Regions from separate parts of the Homo sapiens genome. Here region 2 is linked to region 1. The links are chromatin contacts, found by Hi-C in ENCODE. All regions are on one chromosome and are shown on one strand. Each heading gives the region's core, a stretch centred on a gene start or an enhancer-like site at or near the end of the contact. The rest is flanking DNA. Distances are from core to core; before and after follow the strand shown. Region 1 has its middle 23 kb from the start of LINC01198. Region 2 holds the start of HTR2A (5-hydroxytryptamine receptor 2A).

Evidence for each region. A loop is a pair of places that touch in the nucleus more often than their neighbours do. Pooled maps may share reads with other maps.
Region 2: a pooled map shows a loop between it and region 1 (6-fold over the local background). The contact joins the promoter of HTR2A here to the enhancer-like site in region 1. A Hi-C loop is called at or near these places in 1 of 168 maps with a recorded cell type or tissue (HCT116), 1 of 37 single-sample maps with no recorded cell type and 13 of 50 pooled maps.

Annotation. Positions count from the first base shown.
Region 1 is chr13:46,488,134-46,491,308 of GRCh38, reverse strand. It overlaps the pseudogene COX17P1. Among named protein-coding and RNA genes, the nearest start is that of LINC01198, 23 kb to the right of the region's middle. Within about 2 kb of position 1,773, at least 2 of the 41 ENCODE cell types and tissues checked have a DNase peak (open chromatin) inside an H3K27ac peak, as active enhancers do.
Region 2 is chr13:46,895,549-46,898,886 of GRCh38, reverse strand. It overlaps HTR2A (5-hydroxytryptamine receptor 2A), which reads left to right and starts at 1,834. Exons shown (of 4, transcript NM_000621.5): 1 at 1,834-2,213; 2 at 2,653-3,338. The coding sequence starts at 2,981.

The DNA.
Region 1 (3,175 bases), core at 524-3,023:
TATTTTATTTTTCTTTATATTAGCTACAGTCTTTGATGGATGATTTTTTTTCCACTAGTAATATTTTACTTTCTTCTTACAATAAATTATAAATACTTTTTCCACATATCAAAGTTCATCAAAGAACTCCCAAAATTAATCTTCTTCATCCTTCAGGAATTATTTATTCACACAGCAGACCACCATTTCATATTTTAAATCCTAGGGCTCTCATGCATTCCTTGTGGGCCTCAATTAGATGTCCACAGTGTTCTTCTCCTTTCTCGATGATACACGCATCGCGTGCCTTCTTGGTCTCCGGGCAAGTGCAGCAGGGCTTCAGCGGCCTCTTCTCCTGAGACTCAGGCAGGGCAGGGTTTGAGTCAACCAGACCCGGCATCTTTCGCGCCAAAAGCAGCTATGAGCGGAGACAGCCAAATCTATGCCAGCCTCGGCAAACGCCAATTCGTCCGATTTCTTTAAATTAAAGTTGATTGCACCTACTGTGCTATACATATCAGCAAGACCATCTCATCCTTCTCCCTCTCTTGGTTTCAAAATTAAGAAGTCATTTTAATTCTGTCACTCCAGATAAGCTCTTCTGTAATGCTCTATATATCCCATTTCCAAAGGTCAGGGGCTCAAGGCTCAGACTCTTGTCAATGTGGAAAAGGAAGCTCTGCCTGTTTGCTTCTGAGAGGCAGCTGTTCTCTGAAAACATCTACCCCAAAGGGAAGCGTGGGGGTGGGGGAGAACTGATTGCCTTTGATTACTTTTATACCCCTGTAACTGGCTTTAACTCTCTGACTTTTCATCTCTTTCAATACCAGTTCATGATACAAATATCCCTTGACGGATTGGGGAACTAATAGTGCCCTCTGGCCAACTCACTTCTGTATCCCAAAAGAGCCAATAGCAATCACAGCTTCCCAAGCACAGCCTGGCGCCTACCCTTCACTGCTGCATGTGGTGGTGTTTCTCCTTTATCTTAACACACACATTATCCTAATCAGGTGGGATTTGCCTGGCTTTTAAGCAATAGTCCTATCAGACAGTGTTTGTTTTCTTCCTGGAAATAGAAAGGATTGCTTCTGCCAGAGCAAGGGATTAAATCTTTATTTGGAAGCAGTCAACAAACACATTTGTAGTGAGATCTTTGAACTAAGCATCTTAGAAGCATTAACCCTTTTGATACCATCTGAAAGAGAAACTGAGCTAAACGCTTCCTGGAAAAAGACTAAAAATTAAGCTTGGTAGTAACCAAATTAGATGGCTACTGAGGACAACCTCGAATTTAGTAAAACAGGGGAATCTCCAAACAGGCGCTTGTCACTAGCTAAGCATGTGACTCCTACAAGCATTGATGATTGTGACTCAGGGCATTTGGGCAGAAACTTGGGATTGTGTTTCCTGGCTCTGCGCCTCAGAGTCCTGGTAAAACTACAGACCCACCACCTGGGAGATTTCTTTTCCTCTCTTAAAGAAATTCAAACCACATGTGGTGACTTATTAAAGAAACATATGTCATAACATATTTGGGCAACTCTTGGGCAAACTAAAAATAAGTTGGCAACAAATCTCAGAAAAGTGACTCAATCGTTGTCTGGGAAGGCAAAGCAACTTTCTGGAAGCACAGTGACTTTCCGTTTCTTTATGCTTCTGGTGTGAGCGGCTGCAGGGCTGAGGAGGACTATGACCAAGATGCTCCTTTATCCTTTCTTCCTGAGCAGGGTGAAGGTGGGGGTCTCCAGTCCAGCTAGAGATGTTTGCCTGCACTGCATCTAAGGAGGCGAAAGCCCAGCCAAGTCCCACCGTGTGCACCAGACTTGTTTGAAGGATGAGACTGCTCATGTGAGCAACTGGAGATCAACTCGTTTAGGTCTCTGCAGGTTTGCAGGGCACACTGGAAGGCCTTTGAGTTAACTGGCAGTTGGTTCTTTTTTTTTTGAGACAGAGTCTTGTTCTGTCGCCCAGGCTGGAGTGCAGTGGACCCATCTCGGCTCACTGCAACCTCTGCCTCCCGGGTTCAAGCGATTTTCCCGTCTCAGCCTCCTGAGTAGCCGGGGTTACAGGCACCCACCACCACGCCTGGCTAATTTGTGTAGTTTTAGTAGAGACGTGGCTTCACCATGTTGGCCAGGCTGGTCTCAAATTCCTGACCTCGGGTGATACGCCCACCTCAGTCTCCCTAAGTGCTGAGATTACAGGCATAAGCCACCTCACCCGGCCCACAGTTGGTTCTTAGAATCTTTTGTCTTGCAATTCTGTTGGGGTAGTAAATTTATAAATGCAAAAAATACCAAATACGCAGAAATGCGAACCTATCCCCCTTTCTGGTGTCACAGGAGCTAGGAAATACAAAAGCATCGATAGAGACATTCGAAGTTGCAAGTTGGTTTGAAGTTTCCCTGCTTTTCTGTGGTTATTGTAGCTGCTTAAGATGATGATAGACAAATAAGACAATCTGCTTAAAATTCACAGATGGAACTCGAAAATCATCTTTACAGCTAACACTGAATCTCTTACCGTTTGTATGGTATGGCAGAAAGAGACTTGGGCTCAGGGGAATTAGGTCCTGGAAGCCAAGGAAGGGGAGGAACATTTCAAAGAGGAGGAAATTTCCAGTTTTCTCAGACACTGCAGCTAAATCAAGTAAATGTAGGACTTAAACATGTGTATGGGATTTTTTTTTTTAAAAACAGCTTTATGGCAGTACAATTGACATATAACAAGATATTTAAATACAAATATGTAAAGTGTATGGTTTGACAAGTTTTAGCATATGTACATACCCTAAAATGATCACCAAAATCAAGATAACAACTTCTGTCATCCTAAAATTTCCTCCTCTTCTTTTGTAATCCCTCCTTCCCACCTGTCATGAACCCTCCTTCTTAGGCAACAACTGATCTGCTTTCTGTCACTATAGTTTGTATTTTGTAGAATTTTATGTAAGTGAAGTACTACAGTGATATGGTTTGGATATGTGTCCCCACCCAAATCTCATGTCGAATTGTAATCCCCAGTGTTGGAGGTGGGGCCTGGTGGGAGGTGATTGGGTTATAGGGACAGAATTCTCATAAATGGGTTAGCACTATCCCCTCGGTGCTGCTCTTGTGATAGGGAGTGAGTGAGTTATCGTGAGATATGGTTGTTTAAAAGTGTGTAGCACCTCCTGCTCCCTCTTTCTCCTGCT
Region 2 (3,338 bases), core at 585-3,084, 410 kb before region 1:
TTTCACGTCAATCCTGAGGTCTTTTTATTATTAATGTTCCCTACTTGCGGATGAGGAGACTAAAACACAGAGATTAGGTAGCTTAATCACGCTTACAGATGTGGTGAGTGGTAGGCCTGGGATCCAGAGCTGCTCTGGAACTAAGCACGAATTTGCCAGATGGACACACACAAAAAAGGAATGGTAAGAGCACTCCGGGCACAGGGAAGTACAAGTACAGAGACATAAAAATGGTCAGAAACATGTAAGTTCAGTCTGCATACAGGCTGACTGGGAGAGTAACCAGAGTCCAGGCCTGCAAAGTGGGGCAAGCAGGGTACAGGTAGATGAAGAAAAGTGTTATGTGCCCCACAAGGAAGGGACTGCAGGAGTGTAGGCATGGGAGTGATGCCAATTGTGTCATTAATATCAGTAAGAATATCAATAGGAATGAAAGTGGCTGACATTACTTGAGAACCTCCTATAAGCCAGACATGGGCCAAATACTTACACACATTATCTCAGTTTAGCTTCACTACAATCTTATGAGGAAGGTATTATCCCATTTTACAAGTGAGAAGACTGAGCTTTAAAGGGAGCAACTAGATGAGGCGAGGTTCTACTGTTTATGAGTGATAGAGCTAGGATCCAAAACCAAGGAACTCTAAGGTCTGTGTTCTCCGCTGCCTGCTCGCCAGCGTGCATATTTAACGTGGAGGGGTAGGAGGGTGGCAGGCATGGCAGTGAGGGGGGCACTAAGGCACCCACCCAGGAAATAGGTGGCTAGATCTCGACCACAGGGTGCCAGCTGCAGGCTGCAGGAGAGGACATGTGAGAAACACGCATACAGAGGTAGCACCGGAGACGAAGTGGGATCTGGCAGCGAGAATGAAGGAAGAGTCGCGGATAACAGCAGCTGTCTGAAGAGGTGGTGATTCCATCATGCAAGCCAATGGGTAGGAACAAGCACTGAGAGCCGGGCAGGGGGATGCGGAGTGAGGGAAGATGCTGAGGTCAAGGTCTCCCAGGCTACCATGGAAGGAGCCAATGGGCAGCTAGAGATTTAGGTCTGGAACTGAGAGAAATAATCAGCTATGAAGGTACAGACTTGGCCACAAACATATTGAAGGCATGAGAGTGGTTGAATTTGTCCAGGGAGAATGTGAAGAACAGAAGGTGATAGAACTGTAGCAAAACCCAACTATTGAGGAAAATATTTTCATGCCTGCAAAAAGAGAGAGATCGAACTGCCTCCTTTAGAAACCTACTTGGGAAAGGGCTTTCTTTACAAGTAAGGCAAGTTGTCATTACTGGTGGGGGAAAAAAATTGGTACTGCGAAACCAACTTATTTCCTACCACATGTGAGGTTTTGAATAATATCTGGGTGGCATATTTCTGCTGAAGAAAATAAGCCAGTTCAATGGTGTATCTATTAAATAAAAATAGTGCTAATAGTTTATCAGAGTTATCACCACAGACGTGCCTAGCCACCCTGAGCCTATGTGGCCAATGTCAGTAATTCCACTCTGGACACAAACACTGTTGGCTTTGGATGGAAGTGCCGGACACTCACAGCACTCCGAGGACATACTGTTTTCTAGCCTTATTTATGTTCTCTCTTCACCCTTCAGCCTAAAAAATTACCACAGTGCCACTTACCTACCTTAATGGGAATCTGCACAAAAGGCCATTTCTCCAGTTTCTCTCAAAAGCAAAGGAAAACTTCCCAATATTAATATGTAGCAAAAAGAGGGAGAAGAAAAAGCCTGTTTGGTCCGCCCTCCTGGCTGTTGCTACCTTGCAGCTTATGACATACACATAGAGGGAGGTCTGATGAAATGAACGAGACAGTCAGAGAGCTACTCCATTCCCGTGGAAACCAGGAGTCCCTTGGTGCAGACAGCTCTTCCTACTTTCCCATGCAGTTCTTTTGTGCGACTTTGAGGGGCTCGTGAATGATTTCTAAATGTGTGCCTGCTGAGGCGAGCCGCACAGGGAGGGAGGAACCCAGCCGAGCCGTGCCAGAGGAAGCCAACAGGATCCTAGCAGTGCGGGAGCTGGCTCAGCTCTTGCATGCAGTTTTTGAAGTCAGCAAAACAGAAACCAAATTACTATCATATTATGCTGGTGGAAGATCAAGAAGAGGGGACTCTACACCAGTTTAATTACTGTGAGAGATGCAGCGAGTCACAGAATAACAAATGTATCTCATGTGTGGACCCTGAAGACAAATGTAAGTTCTCATGCCGCTATATTTTATTGCTGTGTAATTTTCTTTCCGGTTTGAAATCATGCTTGGCCAACATGTAATCATTTCAATGAGAATTTCCAGGGAGGAAAGTTGTCTGCTAATCTTTACTTAAGACTTTTTTGTTTTCCTTTTATTAGCTAAGCAACATTATAGGAGCTGAAATTCCTGACAGCAGCTGTGGCAATTCAGCTTAAGAATGGCTGAGAACTGTAACCCAAAGTACATCCAATTACTATGGGATTAACACTGGATGTATTTTTAATTGACTTTCTTAATGTAGAATGTGTACATCCCCACTGTTTCTGATTGCATGCTATTTTAATAATACTGTTGCTAAACTAGTACCATCGGCATAACCAACAAAATGAGATATAGTTAAACAAGAGTCCCAGTAGTTATAAAACTTTTCTTCTTTGTCCAGGACATTTATCTTCCCGAGCGCTCAAAAAAAACCCTGCAACCTCTATGCTAAAAGTTCATTCTGCTTTTTTGTCCTCGGTTTGGTGAGAAAATAATAAAACCAAACAGTGGACTCTCCTAAAATTGTGAATGAAGAAAACTTACAGCCACCACAGTTCAGTTCTTTAACTATCATTGTAATAATGGAAGACAAAAATCCAGCCCCGGGAGAACAGCATGTACACCAGCCTCAGTGTTACAGAGTGTGGGTACATCAAGGTGAATGGTGAGCAGAAACTATAACCTGTTAGTCCTTCTACACCTCATCTGCTACAAGTTCTGGCTTAGACATGGATATTCTTTGTGAAGAAAATACTTCTTTGAGCTCAACTACGAACTCCCTAATGCAATTAAATGATGACACCAGGCTCTACAGTAATGACTTTAACTCCGGAGAAGCTAACACTTCTGATGCATTTAACTGGACAGTCGACTCTGAAAATCGAACCAACCTTTCCTGTGAAGGGTGCCTCTCACCGTCGTGTCTCTCCTTACTTCATCTCCAGGAAAAAAACTGGTCTGCTTTACTGACAGCCGTAGTGATTATTCTAACTATTGCTGGAAACATACTCGTCATCATGGCAGTGTCCCTAGAGAAAAAGCTGCAGAATGCCACCAACTATTTCCTGATGTCACTTGCCATAGCTG